2 separate regions of the Homo sapiens genome follow, and region 2 is linked to region 1. Evidence: read pairs that join two places in POLR2A ChIA-PET (ENCODE). Cell type or tissue: A673. All regions are shown on one strand.

Region 1 (5,000 bases):
TATTTGGGCATTAAGATAGCTCGATCTTTCATTTGGCTTAATTTTCAAAGTTATCTGGCTTTCTTAATGACTTAAAAATAATGATTTTTCTTCCTGCTTACAAAGTAATTCAAATTTAAAATAAGGCCACAGCATGCAAGTAGAAAATGAACACCATTCAAGAAATCACCACCTGCTGGGACCCCCTTGAGTCTTTTTCCCCGTATATATGTGGAGAAGAGGGTGACGGAGAAAAGGGGGTGGAGGTTAATGGAGGTAAACAGATTTGTTTCTCTTGATGATCTTCAAATCTTGCTTTTCTCTCTGGATCAGTATCTGGGACATTTATTTAAATTCCAGCATCCCCAGGCCCCCACCATGAGACCCAAATGGTTATTTTCTTGAATCTCAGAAATGTTTGATGCCGCTTCAGCAATAGGCTTGCGCATCTGTGCCTCTTGAAGCTATCTATTATGTTCACTTCTAGATTATTGATCATTTTATTTATCAATTCCCTGCTCATATGAACCTCTAGTCCTAGTACACAAATCAGAATCAGGAACTTCCCTTCCTGTGGAATCTTCTTGCATCGATTCTGCCTTTAGCTGCTGATAAGAATAGGATAGGGGTTGCCTTTGTTTCTCCAGAAAAAGGAGAGGTGGCCCTGGCCATCTGGGTGTCATTTACTCCAAACATTTACCTCTGATTCTCTAGACATTTCGCCCATTTTCTTTTTCTTTCTTTCTTTCTTTCTTTCTTTCTTTCTTTCTTTCTTTCTTTCTTTCTTTCTTTCTCTTTCTTTCTCTCTCTCTCTTTCTTTCTTTCTCTCTCTCTCTTTCTTTTCTTTCTTTCTTTCTTTTCTTTCTTTCTTCTTTCTTTCTCTCTCTCTCTTTTTCTTTCTTTTTATTGGGTGGGAGAGGGGGCTGAGTCTCATTCTGTCACCCAGGCTGGAGAGCAGCGGTGTCATTTTGACTCACTGCAACTTTAGTCTCCTGGATTCAAGCGATTCTCCTGCCTTAGCCTCCCGAGTAGCTGGGACTACAGGCATATGCCACCATGCCCAACTAATTTTTGTATTTTTAGTAAACACGGGGTTTCACCATGTTGGCCAGGCTGGTCTCAAACTCCTGAACTCAAGTGATCCACCCACCTCGGCCTCCCTAAGTGCTGGGATTATAGGTGTGAACCACTGCTCCCAGCCTCCTCCATTTTCTTTGCAGCGCTTGTCTATTTCTTCTCATCCTTTCTTCCTCTGTCACACTGTTTTCACCACTTCCTCTGTACTTTCAAAATCAGCCCTCTGTTTGCCTTGCCCAAATCTTGTCTCCCTTCTATTCTGCCTTCCCTGTAGTTATTTGTAAAGTTTCATTCGTGTTGACATGTGAAAATTCTGACTTTTGTCCTATGTTGTATCTGTGAGCTCTCCTTATCCTCCCCATTATCTCCTTACTATAATCACCAAAGATTTATTCCTTTAATTTATAAAAAGCAGATTCTACAAGCCTCATGAATCAACCGAATGCTCTGGAAGGTACACAGGTGTAGAGGCACTGAAAACAAAATCTGGATGATACAGCCGTCTGCTAAACTCCCAGGTAATCGTACTCATGTTCTTCATGTTTTCACCTCCAGTGAAATTTGGCCCTGAAGACATTTCTTCTACATTTGTGGAGTAAACGGAGTCATCCCATGGGTATAGCAATCCCCTCTGCCCTCGATTTCCTAGACACATCCTCCCCTAAGTCTTGACTTTTAAATGTTTCTCCTCATACATCAAATAACCAACCTAAAAATGAACCCTGTTTGTTTCCTTTTTAAGACACCTTCTTTCCCTTCCTGACTGTCAATAACACCTCCCCGCCTCCCAAACCTGGGGGCTTGCAATCATCTATTATTCCTCCATTTCCTCCTCTGGCCACACTCATTCCCACGGGACCCTCACTCCACTTCCTGAACAGAAATCTTACAAACCGAGTGCTTTCTTTCTCACTTCCACTGTGTCTCTAGTTTAGGCTGAAATAATTTCCTGCTGAATCTGGATAGGACTCCAGCTTCCTCCTCCTAACTCTCCTGCTTATCTCTTCTCATTCTTAGGAATCTAAAAAGCTCACTATCAAAATTATTTTCTTTTCTCAGCCCCTGCCATACTCTTCACCCCCTCAGATGTATTCCATTCATGTGGGTTTTTTTTTTTCTCTTTTTGATTTCCAGATGGATTTTTCATCTCTCAATATAAAATTCAGCGTTTCACAATATTTGTGTGACCCTCCTTTTTATATAAAATGCTTTATATCACAGTATCTGGGTAACCTACCTTTTTATCTCATCTTCTGCTACTCTTTATCCTCCATACCCACCTTGCTATTAGCAACTGGCTCTCACAGACCTCCTATGACGGTGTCTTTAACTTCAAGATTCATTTCATTTTAATGCTTTTTTTTTTTTTTTTTTTTTAGATGGAGTCCCGCTTTGTCGCCCAGGCTGGAGTGCAGTGAGACGATCTCAGCTCACTGCAACCTCCACCTCCCAGGTTCACACCATTCTCCTACCTCTGCTCCCGAGTAGCTGGGACTACAGCCGCCCATCACCACACCAAGCTAATTTTTTATATATATATTTTTTAGTAGAGACGGGGTTTCACCATGTTAGCCAGGATGGTCTCGATCTCCTGACCTCATGATCTGCCCGCCTCGGCCTCCCGAAGTGCTGGGATTACAGGCGAGAGCCACCGTGCCCAGCCCATTTTAATGCATTTTAACTTAAGGCTTGAGCACTATGTTGTACAGATCCTATGCACTATACATCCCCTTCCGGAACAGTTTTGTTACAAATAACAAAGAAAGATGCGTTAGACTTTGTTACTACATGGCAAACGATTTCTAAACACTTCTTGTTTTGAATCACGACAAGCCTGGCCACAAGACATCATGGTTACAATTACATTAAGAATACTTTATGACCTTGGACATGAAATGGGAAGTGGGACAGCCCTAGAGTAGCCTTGAGGAAATGTTGTGTTCTGGAAACTGCTGTGGGGAAAACATGAAACATTTCCTAAGACCCAGGTAAAAGCAGAAACAAGAGAAAATCTGCCTCAGCTGTTTCCCAGGGAGTTTTCATGCACTGAAAACCATGAGTGTCTCTGTGCTCACTTAATGGAGAAGGTGCTTGGAGACCTTGGGATAATTTGTCTAACTTTGATGGAGTTGGATTGGTGCCTGATTGAAGCACAAGGACTGTGGGCCCGGCAGCCTGCTTTCTGAATTCTCTCCCTTGGTCTTGGATATTGTCTTGGTGGTGTTTGCAATAATACTTCAGCTGGAAGATCATTTTGGATCTTATAACTACAAAACCCTGTCTAACTTTAAAACTCTTGTATTCATAATAATCAATATGGTGCATTGACTTTCTCCCCACCTCTTAGGTATTATCGTGTCCTTTAATGCAAAGATGCATCAAAATGGCTGATGCTGTACATCCGTCACGATTTAATGCTCTTGTTTTAAATGTGACTTCCTGGAAGAGACTGTTCGAATGCTGCCCCAAGCTGGTCCCCCTCAGACCACTCCTGGGAACTCTGTCACAGTTGCTTGCACGGTTTTACCTCTTGGATTTTAATACATATTAGCAAAATCTAAATGAGATTTTTTCATTGAGCTAATTTCAATTTCTTCCTTAAGATAGGCAGGAAAAGCAGCATGAGGTTTTGCCAGCTGCAGCTTCAGCGCTTTGATGGAAGGATGCAAGCTCACTCTTTATCTCTTTATGGATCACAAAGGCCTGGACTAATTAGTACTTATTAGAAAGCCGATTAGAAATACATTTTATTTCTCCATGTGGTGTAAATGGAACATGCCGAGGCTGGCTGTGGACGGAGATGTAGTCTACAGTACTATTGCAGACGTGGGGCCTGCAGAGCTCCACATGTACAGTTGGGGACGTTCACCAGATAGCTCTGGGAGCATGAGATTCTCTTTCTTTAACCCTAACAGGATCCAATGCTATGCAAGTGCTAGTATCTACATGCTTTGGACAATGAATACCTTTTCCTAATTTTGATCTACTATTCCTTCTATATTTGATCTAATTTCTTTTCTATTGCATTTCCTTTTCATTCTCATTTTCTTCATTCTCAACCTGGTACATTCTGGATTTTGTTTAATTGATGACAGACACCAACACTTATACACATGCATCATCTATTTTTGAGAACCCTCCATCTTCTTCTCTAAGAATCTCCCTATTCGGTTATCCAAAAGTACACAATTAAGGTTGATATATCTCCCCTACCCCTTTAGACATTCCATCCTATACTGACCTTAGCTGTGCTCCTAATTTTTTCCCAAAGAGTCTGCTGACAATTAACTTAGCTGATGAATGCAAAGAATGTAGGTACATATTCCTCTACAAATTTTCCGTTCACCCAATAGATATTAGAATGCTAATGACTATTAAATATACAATTTATTATATATCCTAAGTATGCATGTATGTATCCATCCATCTGTCCATGCATCCATCCATCCATCGATCATCCATCCATCATCCATCCATCCATCCACCATCCATCCATTCATCCGTCATCCATCCATCCATCCTTTATCCATCTATCCATCATCCATCCAACTAGCCACTATCCGTTTTTTCTCCTATATACAAATTGTAATAGCAACCTATCTCCTTATTTGGCTTGGGAGATTGAGAGTGAGATGCCTTTTCCCGTGAAATACTTTCTTTTGATTCAGACTCAAGTACGTAAGCCATTTCTGGCCCTCCACTCATGACAGGAATCTGCAGGCATTTATATATGTGCCACCTCTCTTGTTATTAGACTAAATGCTTCTTACTAGCCAGCACTGTGCCCATTTTGAAATGGTTATCATAAGCTCAGTAATCTCCATGTGGACAAAAGATAGTTGCTAATTGTCCAAAGTACTTGCTCAGGAACTCAATTCTGTGCCACTGTTACTGCTGAGCTGACTAAGCCATTTGCTCACCTACTTTTTTATATTGTACAGTTT
Region 2 (5,000 bases), 74 kb after region 1:
GTGTCAACACAACATGTTGACAATAAGCCAAAAAAAGAAAAGAAAAGTAAGCAAACAGATTAAAAAAATCACTCTCATAGTTCTTCTTTTAAAGGAATAGCACTAGAAAACAAAACAAAAAATATCAAGGCCAGAGCACAGGACTAATCTAGCTGGATCTGAAAGGGACATATTAAAGGTCACCATTGTGTAGGGCACACGAACTCAACACCAAGAGGATTTGGGAGGCATTCGGCTTTGACTTAATACTGTAAAAGTGTTTGTGCTTAATTATGGGAGTCCTTGGGGGCCCTTCCTTGCCCCCTTCCCATGTGGGGTGTCGTCAGTAATGGAAATCACCTGGTTGTGAGATTAACAAAGACAACACTCGAGATGCCAACCAGGCGCCACCGTTGTTCTAACAAATGACAACCGAGCCTCTATTTCAGGGCAGCAGGATGTCACTCTGGGGGATTTTTCCATCAGCCAAAGTGCACCTACCTGGACCTTTGTAGATGCGACCTTCAATTAAGGCAACGATTTCCTCATTACCCATTTTCCACAGGCTTATTTTACAGAGATGCTCCCAGGGAGCACGAAATGGGAAAACTCAGAAGGAATAAGAAAAGGGATTTTAAAACCAGGATAGTCATTATAGCCTCAGGGGGAAAGGAAGAATGTTTGGGAGCCTTTATGAAACTTTATTTTATTTATATTGTTTTTCAAGTACATCTTTTACTAAGGGATGTGATTGTCAAAACGGCAACAAATATACACTTTGTTTGATGGATGAAGAAGTTCCTCTCCAACTTCCCCCTCCTGCTTTGGGCCAGCGTGGAGCTGAAGAATATTTTTATGTTAGCAACAAAACCTACCTCCTGGACTTCATAATATTGAGCATGTTTGCTGGAGCCACAGCTTAATCAGTATGAGCCTATCCAATACCTCTATGAAAAACCAAAAACTGCCCAGAAACCTTCTCTATCAAAAGCATGGTACACTGTAGGTAGAGCTTCCAACCTCACAAGCAAGTCAGCAATTAAGCTCAGAATTGATCTGAAAAAGACTCTGAAAAATAATATACCGCTGGTCCAGAAGCTAGAGACGACATAAAAGAAAATCCACAGCAAAAATGTGGCATCATTTGTCTTCCACTTGACCTAGCACCAGTGGTGCTCCGCTCCTGCTCCTAGAACTGGGGGAATGATGGAGCAGGAACCCAGGCTAGGCGTATCTGTTCCCATTTGCAAGAGTATCCAGAGAGGCAGAAAATTTCCAGTAGCAAAATAGCACGAAATCGGAGAAACATAAAAAGGAACAGCCACATTTTGACTCATATTTTCTTGATAAGCCTTTTTCCTTAAATTTTTAATTTAGCTAACTCTCAAAGATCTTCCATGAAGTAAACACTCTTGTTCTCAGCTGAACAGGAATATTGACTTGCCTTGTGTTTTAGAGCAATCAGGCAGAGAAGAGTTTTGGTGAGGGGTGTCTGTGTTTGCGTTGTGCTGTTTCCTTGCTTTGTTTTCTTTGTGGTTTGATCATCCCCTGCCACTCCTCTGATAGAACTTCATTTTATTATCATATTTCTTATTGCAAGCTGACAATATGTACAGGTAGACATAGGACATGGTATCCATGTCCACTTCAGAGATTCATGGCCCATGTTAGGAACACAAACAATTCAGAAAGAAAATATACCAAGAGCGTTTCAAATATCAGCTGTGCAAAGGAGTCAATGTCAGCATAGGAGTCAATGTCAGCATAAGTCACGTCATGTGCCATCCTAGTACAGCACTCCACACTTTCAAGGCCTCCAGTAGTATTGGGTAATGACAAGCCTGCACTAATGTTTTATCAAAGCTGCTGAAAAAAACAGTAGAATGATTCAATTTGGCAACTGATAAGGTCCTGATACATCACTTAATTCAATACTTGTCTCTTACAGATGGAAACACTGGAAACCGAGCTGCATGAAGCATGTAGTGAGTTCTATAGTTTTATGTTGCTCTGGCATCGGTCCTGAATCTAGGCTTGACTTTCTCATACGGGGAGCAGGGCTTAGTCATCTTTGACATAGTCTTCTGCTCTCTGCTTCCTCCCAGTAACTCAAGGTGGTTGACAACCACTTGCTGGTGACCACCTCCCTAAGGGAGAGCTGGATACAACCTACTTGACTGGCCCCACTGACTGCCCCAACAACTCCCCCACCAACATAGAACACACAGATATGCTGCAGTGACCCCCTCTCAGTTGCAGTCTCCACAGAGCTCACCCACCGATTAGAACTTCCCATGGGAAGCCTACTTGGGTAATGCCCTAGACCCTAGTAAGGGCTTTGGCCCACAGGTCCCCCCTACAACTCTCTCTCTTGCTCCCCACTCCCTGGTTGCATGTGTGTGTCTCAGACAGTTCCCCACTTCCAGCTGGCCCTATGAGTCCTGCTCCCTTCCTCTCTGGGACCTGTGAGTAATACACATCCTCTGCTGTTTCATGTGCTTTGTTGAGTTGCCTCCTTTGTGTCTCCCCTGCCTGACATACCTGAACCCAACCTCCTTCTGGGGTCTCCTAGAGAGGAAACCGATCCAGGCTTTCCTAGAGAGTAGCTATCTTGGTAGGAATAAACTGAACACAGATCAAACAAGAGCCACAAGGGTGTCTGCTCGTAGAAACGGATCCCTGTGAGAGAAACACCTGCTCACAGGTGGTCACTTAGACATTAGGCCTTCCCCCAGGATGAAGAAGTATCCCAAGAAAGTCACACTGTAGACAACCTTGCCCACTTCCTCCACAGCCCCTTCAGGGCAGGGGTTGAGTTTGTAGACGCTCTCCGGAGAGAGACCTTGGGAACAAATTAGTGGAAAATATGACAAAGTGCTGTGTTCAGAATTTCTCTGAGAGTTGTGGAGAGCGGAGACTGGACTCCCAGTGCAGTGCTCTGAAATTAAGCTGTGCTTTTTGCTTTCATAGGTGAGACTCTCCCTGACAGTGCTCCCATCCCCATTTAAGTGTGTATTTAAAAATTTTTTTTAAAGGTAACATTTTGTAAAAGAATAAACTGGCACCACAGACGTGTGTGGGCCTGTTCCAGATACATCTCAATATAGTCAAGTAATTCTTTTGTTCCAAGACTCTTAACATACCTCGAAAAAAACACACCACACAAGATATGCTCTGCAGAAGAACAGTCTGTTCCAAGCTTTTCCATTTATGATGCTATTGCTGTTATACTGCACACTTTTCACACCTGTAGTCCACCAGTCGTAGCCCCTTAAAAATGTTGCATTTGTTGAGGAAAACTTCATATTTTAAAGGTGCTTCTCAAGCACTGTCTTCATGGCAATCTCCCCAGAGTAAATATAATCTCATTTCCTTTACAAAGGCAGCTTTAAATGTCTGAACACAGCAGTACACTCCAACTCCAAGTATGCATAGGTTCCTTACATCCTTATGAAGATATTTTGGAAGGTTCCTTGCCTCCAAAAACCTTCCTCACCTGGCTAACAGTGGTGCCTGCAATCTCACCATTCTATGAGTTAAGTATTGTGTTCTGCCACTGCTCTATTTCTTTGGAAGTCCTTGTGAGAGGACAGGGAAGAGCGAATTAAATTAGGGACATACACCCAAAAGGAGATGGAGTTAAAAATGAACTCCTCTTGGCCGTATACAGCGGTTCATGCCTGTAATCCTAGCACTCTGGGAGGCTGAGGCAGGCGGGTCACTTGAGGTCAGGAGTTCGAAACCAGCCTGGCCAACATGGTGAGACCCCCATCTCTACTAAAAATACAAAAATTAGCTGGGCATGGTGGTGGGAACCTGTAATCCCAGCTACTCGGGAGGCTGAGGCATGAGAATCACTTGAACTCGGGAGGTGGAGGTTGCAGTGACTTGAGATTGCACCACTCCACTCCAGCTTGGGGACAGACTGAGACTCTGTCTCAAAAAACAAACAAAAGCTCTTCCTGCTTTATAATTTTACTGACAGCTGGCCCTGCATACAGTACTGGCCTCAGATTTTGAAGTAAAATCTATAGATTCATGCTGTCTGCCACAGCTGGATATTCAAATAAAAAACTGAAAGCAAAGCAAAATAAAACAAACACGACACTAACACCAACCAAAACAAAAACTAAGAACATGTACAGCTGACCCTTGAACAACACAGGTTAGAACTCTGCAAGTTCACTTCTTTACAGATTTTCTTCTGCCTCTGCCACTCCTGAGACAGCAAGACCAACCCCTCCTCTTCCTCCTCCTTCCTCAATCTACTCCTTATGCAGATGATGAGGATGAAGACCTTTACGATAATCCACTTCCACTTCACGAATAGTAGACGTACTTTCTCCTCCTTCTGATTTTCTTAATAACATTTTCTTTTCTCTAGCTTACTTCATTGTAAGAACACAGCATATAATACATGTACACGATATGGGTTAGTTGACTATGTTATTGGGAAGGCTTCTGACCAACAGTGAGCTATTACTAGCTAAGTTTTAGGGGAGTCAAAAATTATATGTGAATTTTCAACTGTGCAGGGGAGGGGTCGGGACCCCTAGCCCCCATATTGTTCAAGAGTCAACTGTACTATCACTTGAAAACAACTAACTATAACCAAGAGAATGGGCTGCCGAGTGGTGGGCACCTGTTTCCGCTGACTGCCTGGCGTCCTTTTCCCTTTATTTGTATCACAGAATCCAGAGACTCCCTTTTCCTCTTGGAGATGGCCTGTCTGCATTCTGTCTACCATGTGTTCTCATGCCCACAGCCAGGGTGGGCTTAAGAGTAACCCGTCTCCCTTGACAACTAACTGGCCCAGGGATGGGTACATCATCCAACTGGAGTGAATCAGAATTTTATTAATGATAATTACATACTCTGAGGGAGAAAGCACCCTCTGCCTGAACACTTTCTCAGTGATCATGACCTTGAAGGGCCCCTTAACTACGGAGCTGTCATTACTATCTTTGACACTGCCTGGGGAGTTCTTGCTTGAGAAAGAAGCCAGCTCAGATGAAAACACA

Evidence for each region. ChIA-PET counts read pairs that join two places held together with the same protein. Peaks named below come from ENCODE experiments on the same cell type or tissue, not always from the same donor. Only the 100,000 strongest peaks of a DNase experiment are listed, where the experiment ranks them.
Region 2: POLR2A ChIA-PET joins it to region 1 with 5 read pairs; 8 of 35 experiments call an interaction of 5 or more read pairs at or near these places.

What each region holds. Positions count from the first base shown.
Region 1 is chr10:33,416,451-33,421,450 of GRCh38, reverse strand. No RefSeq gene overlaps it. Among named protein-coding and RNA genes, the nearest start is that of NRP1, 84 kb to the right of the region's middle. In A673, no CTCF peak of the experiment used is centred here; a DNase peak (open chromatin) is centred at 1,920.
Region 2 is chr10:33,342,294-33,347,293 of GRCh38, reverse strand. No RefSeq gene overlaps it. Among named protein-coding and RNA genes, the nearest start is that of NRP1, 10 kb to the right of the region's middle. In A673, no CTCF peak of the experiment used is centred here; no DNase peak of the experiment used is centred here.